Linked DNA regions of Homo sapiens: region 1 is linked to region 2. The links are chromatin loops, found by intact Hi-C in ENCODE. Cell type or tissue: HCT116. All regions are shown on one strand.

Evidence for each region. Hi-C counts contacts between places; a loop is a spot of excess contacts. Peaks named below come from ENCODE experiments on the same cell type or tissue, not always from the same donor. Only the 100,000 strongest peaks of a DNase experiment are listed, where the experiment ranks them.
Region 1: a loop joins it to region 2, with 15 times the contacts of the local background. A loop is called at or near these places in 5 of 110 quality-filtered maps.

Annotation. Positions count from the first base shown.
Region 1 is chr1:39,970,663-39,978,662 of GRCh38, forward strand. No RefSeq gene overlaps it. Among named protein-coding and RNA genes, the nearest start is that of MFSD2A, 20 kb to the left of the region's middle. In HCT116, a CTCF peak has its summit at 3,036 (motif pointing left); a DNase peak (open chromatin) is centred at 3,009; H3K27ac peaks cover 346 bases.
Region 2 is chr1:39,602,988-39,610,987 of GRCh38, forward strand. No RefSeq gene overlaps it. Among named protein-coding and RNA genes, the nearest start is that of PABPC4, 30 kb to the left of the region's middle. RefSeq lists an enhancer at 7,150-7,319. In HCT116, CTCF peaks have their summits at 3,362 (motif pointing right) and 6,820 (motif pointing left); DNase peaks (open chromatin) are centred at 3,064, 3,384 and 6,774; H3K4me3 peaks cover 1,531 bases; H3K27ac peaks cover 1,318 bases.

The sequences.
Region 1 (8,000 bases), 370 kb after region 2:
GTGTGTATCAGATGAGGGAGGATTTTACCACAGACGCACTGGTGACAAAAAAAAACCAAACACCTCCGGTAGGGAACAGGGTGGTGGGGAAGGCCTAGTTGGGAGCACTTGGCTAACTTCCATGGTATGAATAACTCCCACCATAGCCAATTTCAAGTTATCCATGGTTGTTCATTTGAACATTTCCTAAACATTTAGTAGTTGGCTTTTACAAGCTGGTAGGAGCTTGCCTAACACACCACTGGGTCTCACACTTAGGCCAAGCCCCCAAAATCACAAGAAGGCAAAGCTGGCAGGATCAGGAGCTACTAGTCAAATCTCCTGATTTTATAAATAGATAAATGAGGCCCAGACAAGAGAGGCTCTTAGGCTATTCTGGCTTGGTTCTTACCTTGAGTGTGGGGCTCCGTTTTGGGTGGGAGGGAGGTCCACCATTTTTACTGATGAAGTTCTGCCAGGTTACTTTGATAAATTACATTAAGCGTTACTAACAGGCATGGTTACATGTGTGTAATAAGTATGAATTCAGTTAGTCTTCAGATAGTTGTCAGAACTTCCCTATGAGGAAGGTATTATTGTCATCCTCACGTTAAGAGATAAGGAAACTGACGCAGGGAAAAGTTAAGTAACCTGCTCAAGGTCATTGGACAGTCACTGGAAGAGCTGATACTTGAATCGAGGTTGGCTATAGTGCCTGGGCTCTTAACCACTACTTAAGGCTGTTAGGTGAACCAATGGTTTTGTCAACACCAAGGCAAGTCACACACTGTCTTTGTATCAGCCATCTCATGTCAGGCTGTCTGGGCAAGGCAGGAGCCTAGAGTCTGTTATGGCCTCTGGAGCTGGCCTGCTCAGAGACTCTGAGATAATGTTTATAGAAGCCCACTTATACCTCCTCTCTCCCTCCACTCTAACCAGTAACCACCAAGTCCTGTCTTTAAAAAAAAAAAAAAATTAAAGTTTTCAGCTGGGCGCAGTGGCTCACGCCTGTAATCCCAGCACTTTGGGAGGCCGAGGCGGGCAGATCACCTGAGGTCAGGAGTTCGAGACCAGCCTGGCCAACATGGTGAAACCCCGTCTCTACTAAAAATACAAAAATTAGCCAGGTGTGGTGGTGCATGCCTGTAATCTCAGCTACTCAGGAGGCGGAGGCAGGAGAATCGCTTGAACCCAGGAGGCAGCAGTTGCAGTGAGCTGAGATCGCGCCATTGCACTCCAGCCTGGGGGACAGAGAGAACCAGTCTCAAAACAGAAACAAACCAAAAACCAACAAACAAAAACAAAACTAGCCAGGCGTGGTAGCACATGCCTGTAATCCCAGCTACTTGGGAGGCTGAGGGCAGGAGAATGGCTTGAACCTGGGAGGCGGAGGTTGCAAAGAGCTGAGACCATGCCATTGCACTCCAGCCTGGGCAACAGAGCAAGACTCTGCCTGAAAAAAAAAAAAAAAAAAAATTAAAGTTTTCCAAACCACTCAAGCTTGTTTCTTTCTTAGCCCCACAATTACTTCTCAGGCATTATGCTCTCTTACCTGGGTGAATAGACAAGCATCCTGTCTTGTCTCCTTGACTTTAATTTGATCTCCTCACCTTCTTTCTGCAAACTATCCAAGATAACTCAGTAGCTCTCCTGTTTAGAAACATTTCTGTAAACTGGGTGTAGTGGCTCTGCCTGTAATCCCAGCTACTGGGGAGGCTGAGGTGTGAGGATTACGAGGCCAGGAGTTCAAGACCAGCCTGGGCAACATAATAAGACCCCGATTCTATAAAACAAAAAACAATTAGCCAGGTGTGGTGGCTTGCACCTTGTAGTTCCAGCTACCCAGGCAGCTGAAGCAGGAGGGTCTCTTGAGCCCAGGAATCTGAGGCTGCAGTGACCTATGATTGTGCCACTGCACTCCAGCCTGGGGAACAGAGGGACACCCTGTCTCAAACAAAACAAAAAGTTTCCTAGAAATCCTTCTGTGAGTTCCTGTCTGAGTACCCTACTGACCTCCCCAGGCCCAGATCTAGATGCAGCTCTTTTTGCAGGCCACCTGCGTGACCCTGGTCTTGCAGCTCCTGCTGCAGCTCTACCTGGCAGACACCCATCCAATGTGTCTTGACTCCAGCAAGCCCCTCTGAAGCAGTCCCTACCCCTCTGCCTTTGGGACATCTCAGAGGGATCGTCTCTTTCATCGTGGTCTCCCACACTGAGCCGAGGGCCAGGCATGGTGGGGTGCGGCAGGCACGTGGAGCTGAGTGAATGGGAGCTGTGACCAGAGCAGGCTTTGGCTGGGCATCAGACCCAACTCCCACTGACCCACTGTGACACCTCTCTCCAGGTCACAATTTCCCCAAACTTCCTATGGGGATTTAGACTTTTCATTTTTTCTTTCTTTTTCTTTTTTTTTTTTTTTTTGAGACGGAGTCTCGCTCTGTGGCCCAGGCTGGAGTGCAGTGGCGCCATCTCGGCTCACTGCAAGCTCCGCCTCCCGGGTTCACGCCATTCTCCTGCCTCCGCCTCCGGAGTAGCTGGGACTACAGGCGCCCGCCACGCGCCCGGCTAATTTATTGTATTTTTAGTAGAGACGGGGTTTCACCGTGTTAGCCAGGATGGTCTCGATCTCCTGACCTCGTGATCCGCCCGCCTCGGCCTCCCAAAGTGCTGGGATTACAGGCGTGAGCCACCGCGCCCGGCCAGGGGATTTACACTTGAACACCCTTGCTTCTCTCCAGTTTCACACTCACAGAAAATTGCTCTCCTCTTCCAAGATCCCCTGTTGAATTCTTGGGGACTTCTTTCGGGGTGGGACGGGTGAAGAGGGGAAGCAATGTCTGTTGGGTCATTGGCTACTCTAGGTCCCTTCTGGACAGATCATACCTACTTATTCTTGGGAGAAGAGCCATATTGACTTCCTCTATGCTTGGATCCAGCATTACTACAACAAACCCTGTCTCTCCCTCTTCACTCGGCCCTGCTGCCCTGTCTTGCCAACCTCACAGCCCATCCACACCTCTGGTAAGGACCAGGTGCAGCTTTGGCGCCACCTGCTGGAAGAAAGGAGCAGCACCTCCACGTTTCAAAGAGGAAATTCCAGATCTGACATTGTTTTGGAATATCGATTCCATTGATCCGAACAGATATTTACAATGAGTCTACTATATGCCACACACCAACTAGGCTCTGAGGACAAAGTGGTGAACAAAATAGAGCTTACATTCTCAGTGGAGATCAATGACAAATAAATAATTTCAGATCGTAATAAGCATCATGAAAGAAGCGAGGTGATGTGATGGAGGAAACTGGTACGGAACTACTTTAAGTCAAGTGCTCAGGAAAGAATGTCCTGAGAAAGTAACATTTGGCTGGACACAGTGGCTCATGCCTGTAATCCTAGCACTTTGGGAGGCTGAGGTGGAAGGATCACTTGAGCTCAGGAGTTCGAGACCAGCCTAGGCAATAGAGTGAGACCTCATCTCTACTAAAGATAAAAAATTAAAAAAATTTAAAAAAAGAAAGAAAAAGAAAGTGATCCTCATGAAGGATGAGAATTAGCTAAATGTGAAGAGAGCTTAGAGGGAAAGCATTGCAAGTAGAGGAGACAACGCAGACCCCAAGGCCCCAAAGAGCTTGGAATATCGGAAGGACAGAAAGGAGACCAGTGTGGCCAGAGTGTAGTGAATGAGGCCAGGCACAATTGCTCAAGCCTGTAATCCCAGCACTTTGGGAGGCCGAGGCAGGTGGATTACCTGAGGTCAGGAGTTCGAGACCAGCCTGACCAACATGGTGAAACTCCATCCTACAAAAAATACAAAATTAGCCAGGCGTGGTGGTGCATGCTTGTAATCCCAGCTACTTGGGCAGGAGAATTGCTTGAACCTGGGAGGCGGAGGTTGCGGCGAGCCGAGATCGTGCCATTGCACCCCAGCCTGGGCAACAAGAGTGAAATTCTGTTTCAAAGAAAAAAAGAGAGTATCTCAGGGAGAAGGAACAGCATGTGCTAAAGCCCAGAGGCCAGGGAGATCATGGTGGAGTCAAGGAACAGAAAGGCCAGTGTGCCTGGAGCACAAAGATTGAGGGAATGGGATGCAAGATGAGGCTGAGGATGAAGGCAGAGGCAGATGGTCCACAACATGGCTTCGTGGGTTGTGTTAAGCATTTTGGTCCTTATCCTAAGAGCAGAGGGAGGCCATTGAAGAATTTTAAGCAGGGAAGCCATATGATAGATGAAGAGTTTGGAAAGACCTATCAGCTGCTCTGAGGAGAAAGAATTGAAGAAGGTGAGAAGGGAAGCTGGAAGACGAATGAAGAGGCTTCTCATGTAATGTTCCAAGGATGAGTGGTATTGATGAGTACAAGACGAGTGGAGGCAGTGGAGATAGAAAAGGACTGATTTGGCAGCTGGTAGGACTGGATATAATTGAGATGGAGAGGGAGAGGGGGAGAGAGTATGAAAGTGATGTCTATATTTCTTTTTCTTTTCTTCTTTTCTTTTCTTTTCTGAGCTGGAGTCTCACTCTGTCGCCAGGCTGGAGTGCAGTGGCACAATCTTGGCCCACTGCAACCTCCGCCTCCTGGGTTCAAGTGATTCTCCTGCCTCAGCCTCCCAAGTAGCTGGGATTACAAGCGAGTGCCACTACGCTCAGCTAATTTTTGTATTTTTAGTAGAGACGAGGTTTCACCATCTTGGCCAAGATGGTCTTGATCTCTTGACCTTGTAATCCACCCGCCTTGGCCTCCCAAAGTGCTGGGATTACAGGCATGAACCACTGCACCTGGCCTATATTTCTTTTTTGTTTGTTCGTTTTTAAGAGAACATCTCACTGTCGCCCAGGCAGGAGTGCAGTGGCACGATCATGGCTCACTGCAGCCTCCACCTCCCAAGCTTCAGCGATCCTCCTGTCTCATTTTTTGATTTTTTGTAGAGATAAGGTCTTGCTATGTGGCGAAGCCTGGTCTCGAACTCCTGGGCTCAAGCGATCCTTCCTCCTCAGCCTCCCAAAATGTTGGGATTACAGGTGTGAGCCATGGAGCCCGGCAATGCCTAGATTTCTATCTTGGGAAACAATGAGTAGGACTTCTAAACACAGCAAACATGAGCAAGTTTGGAGGCCAAAAAAATTCATTTGCCACTTGTTTGCAACATTTTCATATAAATAGGGAAGAAATCACACTTAGGAATTCCACTGTCAGGGACAAGCCTACAAACTATCACCACTACTACTATACAACATTTCTTTTTTTTTTTTTTGAGATGGAGTTTCGCTCTTGTTGCCCAGGCTGGAGGGCAGTGGCGAGCGATCTCTGCTCACTGCAACCTACACCTCCTGGGTTCAAACGAGTCTCCTGCCTCAGCCTCCCAAGTAGCTGGGATTATAGGCATGCGCCACCATGCCTGGCTAATTTTGTAGTTTTAATAGAGACGGGGTTTCTCCATGTTGGTCAGGCTGGTCTTGAACTCCTGACCTCAGGTGATCTGCTCACCTTGGCCTCCCAAAGTGCTGGGATTACAAGTATGAGCCACCACGCCCAGCCACTATACATTTCATTGGCCAATATAAACAAGCAATATAAATTGCATTAGATAATGTAATTAGACAAGAAAAAGAAATAAAAATTGGAAAGATATATGTAAAATGTTTAATTTTATTTTATTTATTTTTGTTTTTATACATTTTTTAAAAATAGGGTTTCACCATGTTGCCCAGGTTGGCCTTGAACTCCTGGACTCAAGGGATCCACCTGCCTTTAGCCTCCCCAAATGGGATTACAAGAGTAAGCCACTGCACCCGGCCTGGTAAAATTATCTTTATTTGTCAATGACATGTTTGTATTCCAAGAGAACCCAAGTGAATCAACTGAAAAACTACTATAAACGATGAGAAGTCTCAGTAAGGAAAAAGGGTATAAAATTATTACACAAAAATCAATCCCCTTCATATATACAAACTGCATTAAGCTAAATTGCATTGTTCAATGTAATAACCACACCACATTGCCTATTTAATTTTAAATTTAAAACGAATTGTTGGGAATAATGTTCAAAATCCTAAGGAAATTGAACACTCAAACACAGGATTCTTAGCAAAGCAATTTTACTTCTGCGCAGAGGGGTGCTTCTCCTTGGCCAGTCGCCATGAGAGCACACCTGAACAATGGAGCACAAGAGCCTTTATTCCTGACGCAAGTCCTGCCCCTGTACCCTTTTCCCATTGGCTGGGATCGGGTCGTACACTCTAAACTAATCCTGGTTGGCTAAACATTTGAACTTTTTTTACATAAGGTGGGCATGTAAGGGAGAGAGGGGAAAGGGAGAGGGGTATCTGCAATAAGCGAGAGAGCTAGTCTTCTTTCCAAATAAGGAAAGGAATGTGAGCTGGTACTGATAACGCCTGGTACTGTGGCGTGTCTGGGCATGTAACAAAAGCAGAAAGGAAGAAAAAAAAAGAAAAAGAAAAAAGGGGTGGGTAGGGGGGTACTATAAATTAAAGAATAAAGGATTGATCAGGCTATTTGAAGAGAAACCTCATCATATCCCACATAATTGAAATCAAATAAATTTAAAAATCAATTCCTCAATCACGCTAATCACATTTTAAGGTCTCATTACCACATGTGACTGTTGGTTACTGTATTATAGAATATGCTGTATCAGAACATTTCAATCATTGCAGAAAGTTCTATTGTTCAGTGTTGACTTAGAAGATACAGTGAAAGAGGTGACCTCATTTATGAGAACAACAAAATGCTTCTGAATAAGAATGAAATAATTCTTTGTCAAACCACATAACTTAGTTTTTGGTCATGGGCCACCTGCATGGACCTCCCTGTATTTCAGGACATAGCTAAAGTATTATCTCTTTGGGAGTCTTTCTTGATGCTTCCAACCTGAGTCAAAGATTCCTCCAGGATCTCCTAGAGCAGAACACAGTTAACCTTCATTATTCACAGATTCCATATTTATGAATTTGTCTACTTGCTAACATTTATTTGTGACCCCCATATTTTTTTCATTGCTAGTGTATAGAAATACAATTAATTTTTTTATTATGAACTTTTTTTTTTTTTTTTTTGAGATGGAGTCTTGCTCTGTCACCCAGGCTGGAGTGCAGTGGCGTGATCTCAGCTCACTGCAGCCTCCACCTGCCGGGTTCAAGCGATTCTTCTGCCTCAGTCTCCCGAGTAGCTGGGATTACAGGCACCTGCCACCATGCCTGGATAATTTTTGTGTTTTTAGTAGAGACGGGGTTTCACTGTATTGGCCAGGCTGGTCTTGAACTCCTGACCTCAAGTTATCCACCCACCTCAGCCTCCCAAAGTGCTGGGACTATAGGCATGAGCCACCATGCCTGGCCTGAACTTTTATTTTAATTTATTTTATTTTATTTTATTTATTTCAGTAGGTTTTTGGGGAACAGATGGTGTTTGATTGCATGAATAATTTCTTTAGTGGTGATTTCTGAGATTTTTGTGCACCCATCATCCAAGCAGTGTACACAGTATCCAATGTGTAGCTTTTATCCCTCACTCCTCTCCCACCCTTTCCCATGAGTCTCCAAAGTCCATTGGATTATTCTTATGCCTTTGTGTACTCATAGCTTAACTCCCAACTCCCATATTAATACTCACGGTCATTCATGGATATGCACAGAGTGGCAAAAATTTCAAGTTGTCTAATGTGCATGTTCCCAGCTGAGGCTGAGCAAAGTGATGCCCTTCTTTTTTTTCACTTGGTGTTGTTTATTTAGTGCCATGTTTTTTCATTTTCATACTTTTTCTTGCCCCAAACAGAGTGCTGAAGTGTTGTCTAGTGTTTCTAAGCACAAGAAGGCTGTCGCTGTGGTTTGAATGTGTCCCCCAAATTTCACATGTTGGAAATTTAATCTCCAAATTTGTATGTTGATTGGAGATGGGGCCTTTAGGAGGTAATTGGGATTAGATAAGATAATCAGGATGGGACCTCTATGATGGGACTGGTGGTTTTACAAGGAGGGGAAGAGCGACCTGACCTAACACTT
Region 2 (8,000 bases):
ATGTTTCATAGTTTTCTGAGAAAACATCTAGCCATCTTTTGTTATATGTATATTTTGTATATTGATCAATGCAGATCAATATGTTACATGTATATTCCTAGGTGCCTTATAATTTTTGTTGCTATTGGAAATGCATTATAAATAATACATTCTTTCTTTTTTTTTTTTTTTGAGACAGATTCTCACTCTGTCGCCAGGCTGGAGTGCAGTGGTGTGATCTCGGCTCACTGCAACCTCTGCCTTCCAGGTACAAGTGATTCTGCTGCCTCAGCCTCCCGAGTAGGTGGGACTACAGGTGTGTGCCACAACGCTCACCTAATTTTTGTATTTTTAGTAGAAACGGGGTTTCACCATGTTGGCCAAGATGGTCTTGATCTCTTGACCTCGTGATCCACCCACCTCGGCCTCCCAAAGTGCTGGGATTACAGGCGTGAGCCACCCCACCCAGCTTTTTTTTGCTTTTTTTTTTTTGAGATGGAGTCTTGCTCTGTCCCCCAGGCTGGAGTGCAGGGGAGCCATCTCGGCTCACTGCAACCTCCGCTGCCCGGGTTCAGGCGATTCTCCTGCCTCAGCCTCCTGAGTAGCTGGGATTACAGGCAAGCACCACCACACCTGGCTAATTTTTGTATTTTTAGCAGAGACAGGGTTTCTCTATGTTGGCCAGGGTGGTCTCAAACTCCTGACCTCGGTGATCCACCCACCTCAGCCTCCCAAAGTGTTGGGATTACAGGTGTGAGCCTCCAAGCCCAGCCACATTGAGAGGTGAAGCCACCTGGACTTCTGGGTTGGGTGGGGACTTGGAGAACTTTTCTGTCTTACAAGAAAATTGTAAAATGCACCAACTGGCACTCTGTAGCTAGGATTGAAAAATGCACCAATCAGCGCTCTGTGGCTAGCTAGAGGTTTGTAAAATGCGCCAATCAGCACACTGTAAAATGGACCAATCAGTGCTCTGTAAAATGAACCCATCAGCAGGACATGGGTGGGGACAAATAAGGGAATAAAAGCTGGCCACCCCCCCCCACCCCAGCCAGCCACCACAACCGGCTTGGGTCCCCTTCCAAGCTGTGGAAGCTTTGTTCTTTCACTTTTCATAATAAAACTCGCTGGTGCTTACTCTTTGGGCCCGTGCCATCTTTAAGAGCTGTAACACTCACCGGGAAGGTCCACAGCTTCATTCTTGAAGTCAGTGAGACCAAGAACCCACCAGAAGGAACCGACTCTGGACACAATATGTTCTTATTTGTTGTTACTCCAATAAGCAATTAACAAGAGTGCTGTCAGAATGTGTGGGATGATCTTGTATTCAACTAACCTGTCAAATACTCTTATCAATTCTAATGCTCTGCATGTAGATTTTTATTTTCCAAATAGAAAATGAATCATGCATATAAGAATGGTGTTACCTCTTCCTACTTCCTAAGCCTCTGATTTCTATTATATTTATTACATTAGCTAGAAATGCCCATCAAATTTTGAATAAAGGGCATTCATATTTTTAACTTTTATGGGAATGCTAGAGTTTCACCGTTGAATTTGATGTTTAGGAATTTGGCAAATATCCTTTATAGGGTTAAGGTATTATCCTACTAATCCTAATTTGCTAAGATTTGAAAAATGAATGAATTCATCAAATGATTATTTATTTAAGTGATTATATACTTTTTATCTTTTAATGTATTAAGGTTCAGAACAGGAATTCTTTCCCTGTTGTTAACCTATCCTTGCATTTTTGGCTAAACTCTACTACATATTTGCTTCTAATTTAGATGTCATATGGATTCTGTTTTATTATTTAGGATGTTTGTATCTATAACCGTAACTAAGCTTGTTCTAAAATGTTCTTACCTTTAATTGCCCTGTCGTGGGCTGATGACAAGGGCATACTAGTATTACAAAACAAGTTAGGCAGTTTTCCCTTCTTTTCCACCCAGTAAAAACAGTTTGTATAAAACAGAATGTATTAGTCAGGGCTCGGCGTGGTGGCTTACGCCTGTAATCCCAGCATTTTGGGAGGCCGAGGCGGGCAGATCATTTGAGGTCAGGAATTTGAGACCAGCCTGGCCAACGTGGTGAAACCCCATCAATACCAAAAATACAAAAATTAGTTGGGTGTGATGGCACATGCTTTTAGTCCCAGCTACTTTGGAAGCTGAGGCACGAGATTCTCTTGATCCCGGGAGGCGGAGGTTGCAGTGAGCCGAGATAGCGCCACTGGACTCCAGCCTGGGTGACAGAGCAAGAGCCTGTCTCGAAAAAAAAAAAAATGTATTAGGGCTCTCCAGAGAAACAGAACCAACAGGACTTATTTTTATTTATTTATTTTTTTTTTGAGATGGAGTCTCGCTCTGTCGCCCAGGCTGGAGTTCAGTGGCACAATCTTGGCTCACTGCAATCTCCACCTCCCGGGTTCAAGCGATTCTCTTGCCTCAGCCTCCCGAGTAGCTGGGACTACAGGCGCCTGCCACCAGGCCCAGCTAATTTTTGTATTTTTAGTAGAGACTGGGTTTCATCATATTGCCCAGGCTGGTCTTGAACTCGTGACCTTGTCATCCGCCCACCTTGGCCTCCCAAAGTGCTGGGATTACAAGCGTGAGCCACTGCACCCGGCCAGGACCCATTTATTTATTATGAGAAACTGGCTTATGTGATTATGAAGGTTGAGAAGTCCCAAGATCTGCAGTTAGCAAGCTGGAGACCCAGGAGAGCCAATGTGTGTTCCAGTCTGAAAGTCTACTGGCTTGAGATCCAAGAAAAGCCAATGTTTCAGTTCAAATCTATAGAATGGAAAAGACCCATGTCCCAGCTCATACGGTCAGGCAGGAGACATTGCCTCTTACTTGAGGGAGGGGTGGCCTTTTTGTTCTATTCAGGTCTGACTGGATGAGGGCCACCCACATGGGGGCATGCAGTTTGCTTTATTCAGTCAAGTGTTAATCCCATCCAAAAACAGCCTCACAGATACACTCACAATGTTTGACCAAATAAACCGAGCAGTCCATGACTCAGTCAAGTTGACACATAAAATGAATCACATAGTGAGAATATATTCTTTGAAGGTCTGGACAACTGAGCTGTGAGTCCCAACAAGCCTGTTATCCTTTGCTCATTTGTTTGGGTGTGGAAGTGTGGGTGACGTATTTTTCATCAGGGTAATTCCCCTGGAGCCATTCTCTCCTACAAGGGCCTACATGGGATGATCCTCCCTGGCTCCTTTGGAGAAACCCTGATCTTAGTCCTTGAAGACTAACAGCATCCAGGAGACTAAAAAACGATGGGCTGTTTTATCTGTAGAAACTACTAGCCTTTGGGCGACACCATTTGGGGAGTTTGTATTTATCATAGCAGTTATGCCGTTATTCCAACTGACCACTAGAGGGCAGTAATGGCTTATAAAACCGGATCCAGTGTGACAAAAGGGCTTTAAAGAAGCTAACGTATGGTGGATTAAAAGGTAGATTTTTGCCTGTAATCCCAGCACTTTGGGAGGCCGAGGCGGGCGGATCACGAGGTCAGGAGATCGAGACCATCCCGGCTAAAACGGTGAAACCCCGTCTCTACTAAAAATACAAAAAATTAGCCGGGCGTAGTGGCGGGCGCCTGTAGTCCCAGCTACTTGGGAGGCTGAGGCAGGAGAATGGCGTGAACCCGGGAGGCGGAGCTTGCAGTGAGCCGAGATCGAGCCAGTGCACTCCAGCCTGGGCGACAGAGCGAGACTCCGTCTCAAAAAAAAAAAAAAAAAAGGTAGATTTTTTTTTTTTTTTTTTGCCCGGGCGTGGTGACTCATGCCTGTAATCCCACCACTTTGGGAGGCCGAGGCGGGCAGATCACCTGAGCTCAGGAGTTTGAGACCAGCCTGGCTAACATGGCGAAACCTCGTCTCTATTAAAAATACAACAATTACCCAGGCATGATGGTGGGCACCTGTAATACCCAGCTACTCGGGAGACCGAGACCGGAGAACGTTTTGAACCCGGGAGGCAGAGGTTGCAGTGAGCCGAGATCACGCCCCTTCACTCCAGCCTGGGCGACAGAGCAAGACTCCGTCTCAAATGAAAAAAAAAAAAAAAAGAAAAAAAAAGGTCGATTTTTTTCCCCCTTCTCTGTCCTTAGGAACTTCAGACTTCAAGAATCTAAGAAACTTGGTCGGGCACGGTGGCTCATGCCTGTAATCCCAGCACTTTGGGAGGCCGAGGTGGGCGGATCACGAGGTCAGAAGATCGAGACCATCCTGGCTAACATGGTGAAACCCCATCTCTACTAAAAACACACAAAAAATTAGCCAGGCATGGTGGCAGGCGCCTGTACTCCCAGCTACTCGGGAGGCTGAAGCAGGAGAATGGCGTGAACCGGGAAAGCGGAAGTTGCAGTGAGCCGAGATTGCACCAACGCACTCCAGCCTGGGCCACAGAACAAGACTCCGTCTCAAAAAAAAAAAAAAAAAAAAAAAAAATCTAAGAAACTTGTTCAGGCCAGGTGTGGTGGCTCATGCTTGTAATCTTAGCACTTTGGGAGGCCGAGGTGGGAGGATTGCTTGAGCCCAGAAATTTGAGACCAGCCTGGCCAACATAGGGAGACCCCATCTCTACAAAAAAATAAAATTAGCTGGGCCTCCTGGCGCGCACACTTGTAGTCCCAGCTATTCAGGAGGCTGAGGCAGGAGGATCTCTTGAGCTCTGGAGGTGAAGGCTGCAGTGAGCCGAGATCATGCCACTGCACTCCCACTCCATCCTGGGCAACAGAGTGAGACCTTGTGTGAAAAAATAAAAATTAAAGAGAGAGAGAAAAGAAAGTTGTCCAAATCATATATTCCAGTACACAGCAAATCTGGAATGTTAACCTAGGTTTTTCTGACTCCAAATTTCATGGTTTCTGGTGTGGGTACAAATCAATTATTCTTCTTTCATTCTTTTTAAAAAAAATTTGGCCGGGCGCGGTGGCTCACGCCCGTAATCCCAGCACTTCGGGCAGTCGAAGCAGGCGGATCACGAGGTCAGGATATCAAGACCATCCTGGCTAACATGGTGAAACCCCATCTCTACTAAAAAATACAAAAAATTAGCCGGGCGTGGTGGCTGGAGCCTGTAGTCCCAGCTACTCGGGAGGCTGAGGCAGGAGAATGGCGTGAACCCGGGAGCTGGAGCTTGCAGTGAGCGGAGATCGCGCCACCGCACTCTAGCCTGGGAAACAGGACAAGACTCCGTCTCAAAAAAAAAAAAAAAAATTCATTCACTCATGGAAAGCAGCATAACAGAGTGGCTAAGAATTCAGTCTCTGGAGTCAGACCATTTGGATTAAAATTCTGGCTCTTTCACATACTAGCTAGCACCATAAGTGATCTGTGCCTCAATTGTCTGATCTGTGTATGGGGATATTAGAACTTACCTTGTAAAATTATTGCAAAAATGAAATGATACATTAAAAGTGTTTAGAACAGCTGAGTGCAGTGGCTCACGCCTGTAATCCCAGCACTCTGGGAGGCCGAGGCGGGCGGATCAGTAGGTCAGGAGATCGAGACCATCCTGGCTAACACGGTGAAACCTCGTCTCTACTAAAAATACAAAAAAATTAGCCAGGCGTGGTAGCGGGCGCCTGTAGTCCCAGCTACTCTGGCAGCTGAGGCAGGAGAATGGCATGAACCCGGGAGGTGAGCTTGCAGTGAGCCGAGATCGCGCCACTGCACTCCAGCCTGGGCGACAGGGCTAAACTCCGTCTCAAAACAAAACACAAAAAGTGTTTAGAACAGCGTATGGTCCTTAATAAGTACTTAAATTCAAGCTATTATTAACTCAACCAGTATTTCTTAAGCAACTACCCTGTTCTAGTACCACTGTTCTAGGTACTGGGGTAGCAATCATACTCGTACAGAGCTTACCTGTTGGAGCTTATATTCTAGAAAGGGAGATGGACAACAAAATAAGAAAAGTTTGTATTTTTTTCCCCATGAATATGAACGAATATGGCCAAAAATAGAGCATGGAAGAGGACTGGGAGTGCTGGTGGAGGAAGGCTTGCTACCTAAATGGGGCTGTCAGAGGCAGCTGCTCTGAGGCGACATCCAGAAAAATCCAAAGGAGGTGAGGCAGCCAGCTAGGAGGCTAAGACTCATGCGCATGCGTAGGAGCAGAATATTGCGCAAAGAGGAGTGAGGATAAGGGCTGGAGGCTGGACCACACCGGCCTTCAAGAAAGGGGAAAGGGACCATGTGATGCTAATTTTATGTCGTCTTGGCTAGGCTGTGGTGCCCATGGTTTGGACAAACAAGTCTAGCTGTTGCTACGAAGGCAAACTTTGGAATGTGATTAACATTTAATTAGTAGACTTTGAGTAAAGCAGATGACCCTCTATATGGTGGGCGGGCCACTCGGTTGAAGACCTTAAGAATAATGACTACGGTCTCCCGAGGAAGGAGGATTTCTGCCTCCAGACCGCAACATCGAAATTCGACTTGAGTTTCCAGCGTTCGCGCTTGAAAATGCAACATCAACTCTTCCTGAATTTCCAGGCTGCCAACCTGCCTGCCCTGTGGATTTCAGAGTTGCCTGTCACCTGAACATCAAATGAGCCAGTTCCTTAAAATAAATCTCTCTTCTCAGGAATGCTCTAATACTGGCCACGGTCGCAGAAGGGAGGGAAGAATGGGGCGAGGACGATGAAACAGGGCCAGCGGTGAAGTGAGGTGGGGAGCCGATGGTGAGCCTGGAGCCACTGGGAGGGCGCCGGCCTTTGCACTGGTTGGGAGTCCCTGGAGGGCTCAGAGCAGAAGGGAGACTCGGTGGCCTGCAGTGTTCAAAGCGCCCTCTGGCGGCCGGGAGGAGCGGGGGCTGCAGGGACCCGGGTGATGGGAGGGAGCCTCCGGAGGAGGCGCAGGGGCGAGGGGACCTGGTGCGGGCTTGGACCTCGGCCGTGGCGCCCACGGTGAGACACGGACACTTTCTGATGTATCCTGAAGATGGAGCGGAGAGGATGTGCGGGCACTCTGGGTGCGGGCTGTGAGAGAAGAGGTGTCAGGGTCAACTCCAGGGCTTTCGGGCTGAGTAGCTGGAAGAACAGAGTTGCCATTTCCCGAGAGCAGGAAGATTTGGGGAGGAGTCTGTCCCGGAGCCGGCCGCGGGGGCAGGAGCTGGGCTTTGGACGTGTTCGTTCTGGACGCCTCTGGGCCTTGGCTGCTGATGTCCAAGCCTGCACCCTCAGGGGCCTGGGTTGCAGATGTGAATTTGGCGGCTCTGAGCCGGGCCTCGTCCCGACCACACAGGGAGGACAGCAGAGCCTGCGCGGGACCGGGGCCTGTGCTCCTCCCTCTGCTCCTGCAGCGCGGGCCTTGTCCTCAGAATTTCTCCCAGCCGCCCTGCGCCTCCCCAGGCGGGGTCTCCCACCAGGAGCACCGTCCTGGGGCCGAGGCAGCGGGGGTGACACTGACTCCTGCCCCCGTTCAGTGCATGGGGCCAGGCCCTTCAGGTCAGTGACTCACAGACAACAGGAACAAGCTTAGAAATCTTCAAACCCAGTCACCCATTAACTGGGTCCTGAGTGAGGCCCAGCAGACAGGCCTCAGTTTCTCACCAGAGCTGGCACCAGTTGGTCCAGGGAAGGCAAGTGGGTCTTGTCTCCTATGCCTCCCTTGATGAGTTAGGTTTAGCTTTGGGCAGGGATGTCTTACTGTGTTCCAGAATTGGTGGGTTCTTGGTCTTGCCGACTTCAAGAATGAAGCTGCAGACCCTCACGGCGACTGTTACAGTTTTTAAAAATAACGTGTCCAAAGTTTATTCCTTCTGATGTTCGGACGTGTTCAGAGTTTCTTCCTTCTGGTGGGTTCGTGGTCTCCCTGGCTTCAGGAGTGAAGCTGCAGACCTTTGCAGTGAGTGTTAAAACTCTTAAGGCAGTGCGCCTGAAGTTGTTCGTTCCTCCCGTTCGCAGTTGTTCATCTCTCGCAGTGGGTTTGTAGTCTCGCTGGCCTCAGGAGTGAAGCTGCAGACCTTCACCACGTTACAGTTCATAAA